2 separate regions of the Homo sapiens genome follow, and region 2 is linked to region 1. A link is an interaction called in ENCODE POLR2A ChIA-PET data of the cell type or tissue named here. Cell type or tissue: B cell. All regions are shown on one strand. Each heading gives the region's core, and the rest is flanking DNA. Links, peaks and the distances in the headings are about the cores only.

The links. ChIA-PET counts read pairs that join two places held together with the same protein. Peaks named below come from ENCODE experiments on the same cell type or tissue, not always from the same donor. Only the 100,000 strongest peaks of a DNase experiment are listed, where the experiment ranks them.
Region 2: POLR2A ChIA-PET joins it to region 1 with 6 read pairs; 3 of 35 experiments call an interaction of 5 or more read pairs at or near these places.

Annotation. Positions count from the first base shown.
Region 1 is chr5:159,997,842-160,003,223 of GRCh38, forward strand. No RefSeq gene overlaps it. Among named protein-coding and RNA genes, the nearest start is that of TTC1, 8.6 kb to the right of the region's middle. RefSeq lists a silencer at 3,172-3,372. In B cell, for the core only: no CTCF peak of the experiment used is centred there; no DNase peak of the experiment used is centred there; H3K27me3 peaks cover 498 bases.
Region 2 is chr5:159,308,492-159,313,873 of GRCh38, forward strand. LOC105377683 (a long non-coding RNA gene) reads left to right here and starts at 2,331. Exons shown (of 3, transcript XR_941138.3): 1 at 2,331-2,523; 2 at 2,717-2,923. In B cell, for the core only: no CTCF peak of the experiment used is centred there; a DNase peak (open chromatin) is centred at 2,230; H3K4me3 peaks cover 1,120 bases; H3K27me3 peaks cover 394 bases.

The sequences.
Region 1 (5,382 bases), core at 310-5,309:
AAGTAGCCAGGATTACAGATGACCACCACCCCGCCTGGCTAATTTTTGTATTTTCAGTAGAGATGGGGTTTCACCATGTTGGCCGGGCTGGCCTCAAACTCCCGACCTCAGGTGATCCTCCTGCCTCGGCCTCCCAAAGTGCTAGGATTACAGGCGTAAGCCACCGCGCCTGGCCTCTAACTTTTAACTGAAATTTAGTTTTTCCTTCTTTTATGAACTTAGCCAATAGAACATAGTAATATTAGCAGAGCTTTTGACTTTATCACCAAAAGAATATCAGATATTTCATAGCATATTACAGTTGTTTCAGATGACTTGAAATATTGAATATACTCATCACTACTTCAAAATTGTGGTAGTTATTACACCTGCTATACTTAATGTGTTAATAAAAAGGAGTGTGTGTGTAGACAAACAGAATATGTAGATACGTAGATATATATATCTTGCTAATTTTATTGTTAGTATTATAGGAACTGTATTTCAATATAATTTATTTCCTTCATATTCCAGTATATTTTGTTTTATGCATTTAAAAAAATTTCTCTGAGAAGCGATCCAGAGGCTTCAGCAGCCCACCAAAGGAGTTCATAGAACAAATGAGATGAAGAACTGGACAGAGATCTCTTTGTCCCTCCGGCTATAAATATAACTCTGTCATAAGCTATCGTGGTCTTCCTGATCAAGTCCTTTCAGCTCTCAATTTCCTCAGTTTCTCTTCGGTAAAATGGAAGTAATACTTGCTTTGTCTAGCTCAGAGCTGTTAGGGGAACCAAAGTAATCTTCATGTAAGCACACACGAATGCAGAGCTTACGCATTTTCAATTACACAGGATCGGCTTCTGTAGTGCTGAGTGAATGTTGAGTCTTACTATATTCTTCAACTTGAGACCTATTTCCCAGAGACGCTGATGTTTTTCTGTCACTTCCATGTAAGTGTCCTGCTACAACCATATATTATCTTTTTAGTGCCAGTTTAGGGCTGAATTCATATAAAATTCAATAATAAAGGGGGAACTGCATCTTAAGTGCACTTGGATGGAACTACTTACGAAAATAGAAGATAAAATGAGATTTCGCCAATGGGTCTTGTAGCTCCAATTATCTTAGGCTCTTTGAAAAGCTTGAGTCAATGTACTGTGATTTTAAGTTATAGATCAAACACAGTTCATTTTGTCTACAACTTCTAAACCGGGATAAATGGACAAAGGACAGAAAAATAAGGAAGGTTGGTTTGTCTTGTTCATAATCTGTGTCTTTGGATATCTGTGAATACTTATTAAATATTCATCTAAAAGTCAGCTTAGGTAGCCATAATTAATGTTTCAAATAGCCAAGTAAAGATCTACAAATATATTTTGTTTGTTTGTTTGTTTGTTTTTAGGACAGAGTCTTACTCTGTCACCCAGGCTGGGGTACAGTGGTGTGAACACAGCTGTATTAATCCGTTCTTGTACTGCTATAAAGAAATACCTTACACCCTCTACCTTTGTAGCAGGGGATCTTGCTATGTTGCCCAGGCTGGTCTCAAACTCCTAGGCTCAAGCAACCCTCCCACCCTGGTCTCCTGAGTGGTTGGGATTACAGGTGTGAGTCACCACACCTGGCCCTGTATATGCCTTTTATCTTTGTCACATTTCTTCCTGCCTGAAAGAGGGACATTATGGTCACATTTTAAGGACAGTGCAGGAAAACACTAGAAAGGCCATGGGCCTTATCTGACAGTGTGGATTTGCCATTAAAAAAAAAAAACGTGGGTATGCCACACACTTTTAAAGAAGCAGATCTCACGAGAACTTACTATTGTGACCACAACACCAAGGGGAGATGGTGTTAAACCATGAGAAACTGACCCCATGATCCAATCACCTCCTATCAGGACCCACCACCAGCACTGGAGATTACACTTCAACACGAGATTTAGGTGGGGACACAGATCCAAACCACATCAAAAGCTCACTGCAACTTCAATCTCCTGGGCTCAAGTGATCCACCCACCTCAGCCACCCAAGTAACTGGGACTCCAGGCACATGCCTCCACACTTGGCCAATTTTTCATTTTTTGTAAAGATGGGGTCTATGTTGCCCAGGCTTGTCTTGAACTCCTGGCCTCAAGTGATCCTCCCACCTCAGCCTCCAAAACTGCTGGGATTAGAGGGACGAGCCACCATGCCCAGGCTATGAATATCTTATTTGTTAAATTATGTTTAAGAAAGTACTTCAAATTATGTTTGAAGTACTGCTGAATGCTTTCATAGTCTTTAACTAAAAGACACAGGGTACTGTGAGTGAAGTAGTCTACATGGACAAGCAAGATAGTTCCTAAACAAGCTACTATTTTGATCAGTTTCTCCAAATATTTATGGAAATAGTCTGAGATATTTATGTTGGGGAGGATGTTTGATTTGCACACTGGAAGCTATTCTTTTTTTTTTTCTCGCTTCAAGAGAATTTCAGGATGATGTTGGGGTTTGAGTCATATAAATAATGCCGCTAAAAGTCAGGCTTGAGGAAATTTCTATGCTACTAAAAAAGAAAAAAGAAAAGCCCATTTTTTTTTTTTTTTTTTTTTTGAGACAGAGCGTCTCTCTGTCACCCAGGCTGGACTGCAATGGTGCAATCTTGGCTCACTGAAACCTCCACTTCCCAGGTTGAAGCAAGTCTCTTGCCTCAGCCTCCCGAGTAGCTGAGATTACATACGCCTGCCAACACACCCAGCTAATTTTCATATTTTTAGTGGAGATGGGATTTTACCATGTTGGCCAGGCTGGTCTCAAATTCCTGGCCTCAAGTGATTTGCCCGCATCGGCCTCCCAAAGTGCTGGGATTACAGGCACGAGCCACCATCCCGTCCTGAAAAGTCCACTTTTATATGTATTTTTTAAAAAATCAACTGATTATGCTGGGGGAAGTGGCTCACACCTGTAATCCCAGCACTTTGGGAGGCTGAGGCATGTGGATCACTTATTTTCATTTTCCTTACACAGGGTCTTACTCTGTTGTCCAGGCTGGAGTGCAGTGGCTCAATCATGGCTCACTGCAGCCTTGAACTCCTGGGTTCAAGTGATCCTCCCGCCTCAGCCTCCTGAGTAGCTGGGATTACAGGCATGTGCCACCACACCCAGCTGTTACTTTTTAAAAGACAGGCTCTGAGTATTCTACATATGTTAATTCTCTTATGCATCCCAGTAGCCCTGGGATGAAAATACTGTCATTGTCTCCATGTTACGAATAGGGAATCTGAAGCTTACTTAAGTTAAGGAGCTCGTCCAAGGTGATAGGACTTGTTGGAGCAGAGCTGGGATTCAGTCTTGGCCAGTCTGATATCACAGTTCATCTCTAAAACAGGAGTCAGCACATTACAGACCACAGGCCAAGTCCCCCCTGATGCCTGCTTTTATAAATAAAGTTTTATTGGAACACAGGCATTCTTGTTCATTTATGTGGTGTGCATGGCTGCTTTTGTGTGACAACGGCGTTTGAGCAGTTGTGGATAACTGGAGTGGTGGAGGGTAGAGTCATCCTCTTTAAAATGTGAGCCCCCAGAGTGGGAACTTCCAAGCTGAGATCTCAATCCCCAGAGTGAGCTTGTTGCTGAGGAATTTGTAGTTTAGTCAGCTCCCCAAAAACCCACTATCTCTGCTTTGACCTGAACAGAGGATGACAAAGAAATCTGTCTCCTTTCTGGAGTGAAAATATTTCCTTCCCCTTCAAAATGAGTCTAAATGACAGCTGAAGGTGTTCTGTGCGGTGCTTGGCACCCAGTCAGCACTCAGCAAATGTCCCCTTCCTTCCGACACCTGCCCTTGCCACCAGCTGGACCAAAATTGGCCACCTGCCTAAACTTGCAATGGTTTGTATATCATGGGACACAATGCTTTATGCTTTAAAACCAACATTGACATTTCATATAATAAAGTGAGGGTTGGAAGTAAGTTTCACAACTCAGAATAAACTGTTTGGGTCCAGCTGATGAGTGCGAGGGTGGGGGGGTGCAGTGAGGGGAATATGCTAGGTCAGCCAGGTCAGCCATTCCATTATGGTTGAGGCAGTGAATTATCTTTGTCCAGAAGACCAAGGTGGAGGGCAAAAGGGGAATGAGCACTCAAGTGAGTGGGAGCAGAATGCTTGCCTGGGCAGCCTCTGGATAACTCTTTCGAAGACTGTGTCAGTCTTGGTCCCTCCACCCATCCAACACCAGCATTAAAAGCCTAATCTTTAACCAGGCTCTGAGCCATTTGCCTGACACTGAGAAACGGCTGAGTTTTCCTGCCAAATATATATCCACATTTTTTTTTTATAGATATAAATCACCTTCAAGTCACTTCTCCTCTTTGCAGTTAAGGTTACTAAATCTGCCCAGCACTTTTGTTCTTTAGAAGAATATAGACTTTGTGGTTAGACTGGGTTTTAAGTCCCTGATCCATTCTACTAACTGTGTGACCTTGGGAAAAACTTTTAACCTCTCTGAGCCTCTCAGTCTTATCATTTGCAATAACAGTACTTACCAATTTCATCCACCTGCATAACAAATATTTGAGTGCCTATTGTGTGCCAGACACTGTGAAAAGCTATAAATTTCACAGCAAATAATACAGACAAGATCCTTATCCTTGTGGATCTTACCATCTAATAGAAGGCACTATAATAATCAAGTAAATAAGATTATTACAGATGGTGATAAACGATACGGAGGGGATATAGAGGGTGATGTAATAGAGTGAGCTACTTAAGTGACATTGAAGACCTGAAGTGTGAGAATGAGCAATAACCATGGGAAGAGCTGTTAATGGTATCAAGCCACAGGAACATGGAGCACAGAGGTGTGGCGATGGGAAAAGAGGTGTTGTTTTAGGGCCGGGCGTGGTGGCTCACGCCTGTAACACCAAGACTTTGGGAGGCTGAGGCGGGCAGATCACTTGAGGTCAGGAGTTCAAGACCAGCCTGGCCAACACGGTGAAACCTCGTCTCTACTAAAAAAAAAAAAAAAAGTACAAAAATTAGCCGGGTATGGTGGTGTGCGTCTGTAATCCCAGCTACTTGGGAAGCTGAGGTGGGAGAATCGCTTGAACCTGGGAGGTTGCAGTGAGCCAAGACTGCACCACTACACTCCAGCCTGGGCGACAGAGCAAGACTCCATCTCAAAAAAAAAAAATGTTGTTTTAGGAACAGAGAGTAGTATAGTATCAAGAGGGAAGGTGGTACGAGATGAGGTCAGAGAGGGAGGCAGAGGCCCGATCACATGGGCTTTATGCATAATGGTAAGGATTTTAGATTTTATTCTAATCAGGGTGGGAAGTCAATAAAAGAATTGTACAAGGTTCATATTTTCTTTTCCTTTTTTTTTTTTTAAATCTCTGAGACAGGGTCTGGCTGGAGTGC
Region 2 (5,382 bases), core at 327-5,326, 690 kb before region 1:
ATAGAAAGAAGGATAGAAATAGAAAATCACCATTAGGCGAAATTACTGTTGCTTGCAAGCAAGTATCATCTACGTATGACAAAATCTGTTGGTAGAAGTATGATGAGAAAAAGGGTACTAACATAGTCTTAAAGGGTCTCTCCACAAGATATATTAATTCCAAAAGAAAAAAAGAGTACTACAGGGGAGAACACTGGTGGACAGACACAACCTAAACAAAGTGATCAAAGTTAATTTCACCAGTACTGAGAGACATTGATTTCATGCCCCTCCTGATGAGATTCACTGAGAAGGGCACAGTATTACTGCTGTAGGATGCTTGACAAAAATGTAGAACCCAAATTTAATCATGAAGAAACATGAGACAAATGTCACTTGAGGGACATTTTACAAAATAACTGCTCCTAGCTCTTCAAATGTGTCAAGGTAATGCGTGGTTAAGGAAGACCAAGGAACCTTCCCAGACTTGAGGTGATTATAGGGCATGAAACTAAATTCAGTGTTGTGTCTTAGATTGTATCCTGGACGAGGAAAAGCACATTGGTGGAAAAATTAGCAAAATTTGAATAAGGTCTATCTATTAGGTAGTAGTATTGATCAATGTTAATTTTACTGTTTTGGATAACTATACCAAGTTTATGTTAACATTAGAGAAACCCGGTGATAGTAATATGGGACTTCTGTGAACTATTTTGGCCATATTTTTCTAATTCTGAAATTAATTCAGAATGAAAAGTTGAAAAGAAAGTATCTTTAGTTGGCAATCTTCTGGGAATTTGAACAGGAACTGCCAAAATGGGAGTCAGGAGACCCAGGCTCAAGTTTGAGCCCTGGCATTAATCCTGGTGTTTGGGCACGGCACCAAACTCTGTCCTTCTGTTTTGTCATCTATAAAACTGTGTTCTGCAGAATTTAGGAGTGTTGAGAAGAGGCCTTAGGGCTCTCAGTGGTGAATAGGGGACAGGGAATGAGTGGGTGTGAGGCTCCAGCCAGAGCAGCTCTGCTTTTGCCTACTTTATATATAGGACTTCATAAAAAACTAACTTTTAATTATGCAAAAAATATATATTTTCCTTGTAAGAAATTAGAACGTTGCAGATGCAACTAAAGCCCCTTTGGCCACCATACTCCCCAATTCCTGTGTATCTTGGAATTGCATTTAAGATTTCCATTTGAACAAAGGGACCCTGGCTCAAACAAGTTGGGGGACCATTGGGCTGGTTAACCCTTAAACACCCCAAACACTCAATAAAGAGGAGTTTCAGGGAAATGGACAAGCCATGGCTGGAGGATGTTCTACAAGGTTGAGCAGAAACCCATGCAATAATTTGCTGAAATAGGGCATTGCTCTGAGTGCTGTGATTCCAGGGAGATGTCACTGCTGTGTGCTGGCTGTATGCCCAGCAAAGGGCTGGTGGCTGGAAGGACATAGCTTTCTGAGTTAGGACTGGAAGGCTTCTGTACATGTCCAAAGTCAACCTTCATATTCATGGGGAGGGAAAAAGAAGTGGGCTTTAGGATTGCCTCTCCTTGTTGGCCTGCTCTGAGAAAAACAATCGCGGGAGGGTGAGGCGGGAGAATCGCTTGAGCCCAGGAGTTTGAGGCTGCAGGTTAGAAGCTGCCGTGAGCTTTGATTGTGCCACTGCACTCCAGCCTGGGCGATGGAGCACTGGGTCCTGTGAGCCTTGACTCATTTAACCCCCACAGCACCCAGTAGATGGTGGCACTATTAGCATACTTGTTTTAGAGGTGAGGACACACACACAAAGAGATAAGGAATTGCCTAAGAGCAAAAAGCTGGTAAGTGGTGAGCCCAGGTGTGAGCCTTGCTTCAGGATCAAGTGCGCACCCCTGTGCTCTGGACTCCTTCCAGGTGTTGTTTCTCTTGCTGGCATTTTAACTTCATTACACCTATCTGTATGTTGGTCGTGGGAAGGAGGAAGCTCACCGAACACTGTGGCTTACCCAAGATTTGTCCCTCGACTTTCCCTCTTCACCAAACCCCAGAGCCACTGGCGGAATGTTCAGTTCCTTGGAATCCCACATGCCCGGGTTAGCTCCTTTTGCAAGCAGCCTGATGGATAGAAGTGAAGGGATGGTGCTCCTTATGAAAGGAGACGGGGGAGCTTAGTGAGCAGCGGCAGGGCCCTGCAGCCCGTCACACGCTAGCATCCACCGGGTTGAGTGGCTGCGCACGACCGCGGCGGGCGGGCGGGCGCGCTGCCGGAACGCTCTAGGCCTCCTGCGGAACCCAGGCCTGCGTGAAGGTAAATGCAAATCAGCTCCGCCCAGCGCTTCCCGCAGAAGGAGGGTTTTCTGTGTGCGCGTCTGGTTTCCTCCGCCTTCAGCCAGAATGCTGGCTTTATTTTTGCGGTTTATGAGCTTGAGACAGGGAATTCATTTCCTTGGTATAATATGACCCTCTGGAGAAAGTCTTGTCCAGATATATTTTGCTCCCAAACGCCGCCCTAGAAGAAGGACTACACTGAAATGAAACGGAGATGATTAAAGTCTGATTTATAGGTAAGGTGAATTGGTAGGATTATGCCAAATTCATTACATCCAGAGAAGGTGAAAGGGAATGAAAGGGCTCCTCCCGGGAGATGGAAACCTTTGTAAAAATAAATATTTATGGTGCACATACCTTTAACTCAGCTAGTAGCCAGGTTATATTTTATTATATTCACCACCATTTCCCTTTTCTGTTTCTCACCAGGCTGTACAAGCCCTGAAAGCAAGAACGGGGTTCACGGCATCTTGATACCCCCATGTGGGGACGTTTTGGCGATTTTATTTACAAGAAAGGGATTTTACACCGGAGAGGCTTTTAAATATGCTAACAGACTGGACCAGCTTTCTCATCCCCACTGGCTGATTAATGATTCCTCCATGCCAACCCGGTTCTCAGAGACACCAAGGCCAGGTAAAAACCACCCCTTCATCCCCTAAACCTTGCAAGAAGCACAGGGTCCAGAATTATGCTTCTTTCAGGTTCTAAATAGCACAATAAAACTAATAACAATAAGCTTTTAGTTATTAGATCAGGTACATTTTACTTTACAGTAAGCTTTTACTTATTGGATCAGGTACATTTTAAAGCAATTTTTGAACATTATTTCATTTGATCCTCACAACCACACTATGAGGTAGGTACTATCATTCCATTTGAAGGATGAGAAAACTGAGGCTCGAAGATGTTAAATAACTTGTTCAAGATCACAGCTAGTCAGTGGACATAGCTGCCATTCACTGAGTGCTTCCTGTGAGCCAGGCACGGTGACCATCACATTAAACCAATTATTTATTTCATGCAATAGTGCCCTTGATCCTTAGGAAGTGGCCTCCAGTGCTTAGAATTCCAAGCATTTGGTCCTCTGGAGATGAGAAACCATGGGAAGGCAGGGGCTCACTCACCCCTGTATCCAAAAAGTTGAGGATGGTGCCAAGGACAGAGACGGTACCAGGGACTCCAAAAATACTGAATGAAAGGACAGTAGAGGTGCTTTCCTGTGGGATCCCCAATCTCTCCCCGCCTTCAGGTGAGTCCTGCTGATGCTCAGGCTGCCCTTGGAACAGGGACCTTGGCCATAGTTTCCTTATCTGTAATAATGGGATGAGAATTCCTCCTGCACAGGGTTGTTAGGGACCTCGTGAGGCAGCTTCTATGGCTGCCTTTGGTGCTTAGTTTTCTCACTTTCTTCTTGAACATGGGAGTGGGGAGACGGACTCCTAAGGGTATGACACTTGAAGATTTCAGGAGGGGGCCTGCAGGTTTATGTCCTCACTTGTTTTACACCTCACAGAGGTCAGCGAAGCAGGGTATCACCAAAGCCCCACCTGATGTCTCTGGAAATCGAGTACTCCGTGTCTTCACCAGGCCCATGCCAGCTGTGAGGGGCAGAACCAGGTTTTCTGACACCAAACCCCAGGTTTCTTCCTGTGCTGGCATGGGTCCTTTTTCTGACTTGGCCAGCAGCCTCTCATAGATGGGGGTCTGATTAAATAGTTCTGGTGATGGGTGGAGTGATGGTTGCACAACAATATGAATGTATTTAATGCCACTGAACTGTACACCTGAAAATGGTTAAAATGTTACATTTTATGTTATGAATATTTCACCACAATAAAAAAAAGAAACAAATATGGATCTGTCTCTCTCACATGTCAAGAAATCTGGGGTAGGTAGATACAGTGGTTGGTTCAGCTGCTCCATGATGCCATGAGGATCTGGAGTCTGGCTTTTTTCTTTTCTTTTCTTTTTCTTTTTCTTTCTTTTTTTTTTTTTTGAGACAAAGTCTCACTCTGTTGCCCAGGCTGGAGTGCAATTGTGTGATCTCTGCTTACTGCAAACTCTGCCTCCTAAGTTCAAGTGATTCTCCTGCCTCAGCCTCCCAAGTAGCTGGGATTATAGGAGTGTACCACCATGCCCAGCTAATGTTTGTACTTTTTTGGTAGAGACGGGGTTTCACCATGTTGACCAGGCTGGTCTTGAACTCCTGACCTTAGGTGATCTGCCCACCTCAGTCTCCCAAAGTGCTGGGATTACAGGCATGAGCCACAGCGCCTAGCCTGAAGTCTCTAGCTTGAGTTTTTGCATGATGGCTTTCATACTGGGCACAAGGTGTCCTCTGAAGCTTCTCGAGATTTTTTTCTGCTCAAGAGAGGAGGATGGAAGGAAAGGGTGATGCTAGACATGGCTCTGTCTTTCATCAGAAAAGCCAAAGCTTCTCAGCAACCCTCCCAGCAGAATTTTCTTATATCTCATTGGCCAGAACTCAGTGTTTTGGCTTTGCTGGGCAACAAAGGTGGCTGAAAAAGTGGTCGCTAAACTTACCAACATTTAGAGCTGAAGAGGGCATCGGGGAGAAAACAGTTGGGAATGAGTATTGATTGGAAAACCAGCAGGCTGTTTCCAACACCCTGCTCAAGGTCACAAGTCTGTTATGTAACCATAGTTGGGACTGGAGTCTGCTCCTCTGATTCCCAGTCCTAAGATCTTTGGCTTAGACATTTAGTACATTTTGTAGTGGCTAGATTTACAATAAAAAGGACAGTCCTGGAGACTATCTTTAAAGAAGAAAAACTCTGCATTGCATGCACTGAAATTAATCGAATGCTAAGAGGTCATGTCGCAAAAGCACTGGGCATGGTGGGAGCCAGAACATCTCACCTCTGCCCCAGGCTGGCCAGAAATTTGGGGAAAGGTCCCAGTTCTCAGTGCTTATGAAATGTGATTAGTTATTTATTTTTTAAAAATCTGGTTAGTGTTGTTCATTAAATGTCCGTTAAGTACTTTGGTAACTGCAGATGAAAGACCCTGTAGGGGGACAAACACTTGTTATTAACAACCATATGCTGTCAAGTGTGGGCTTATAACACGGG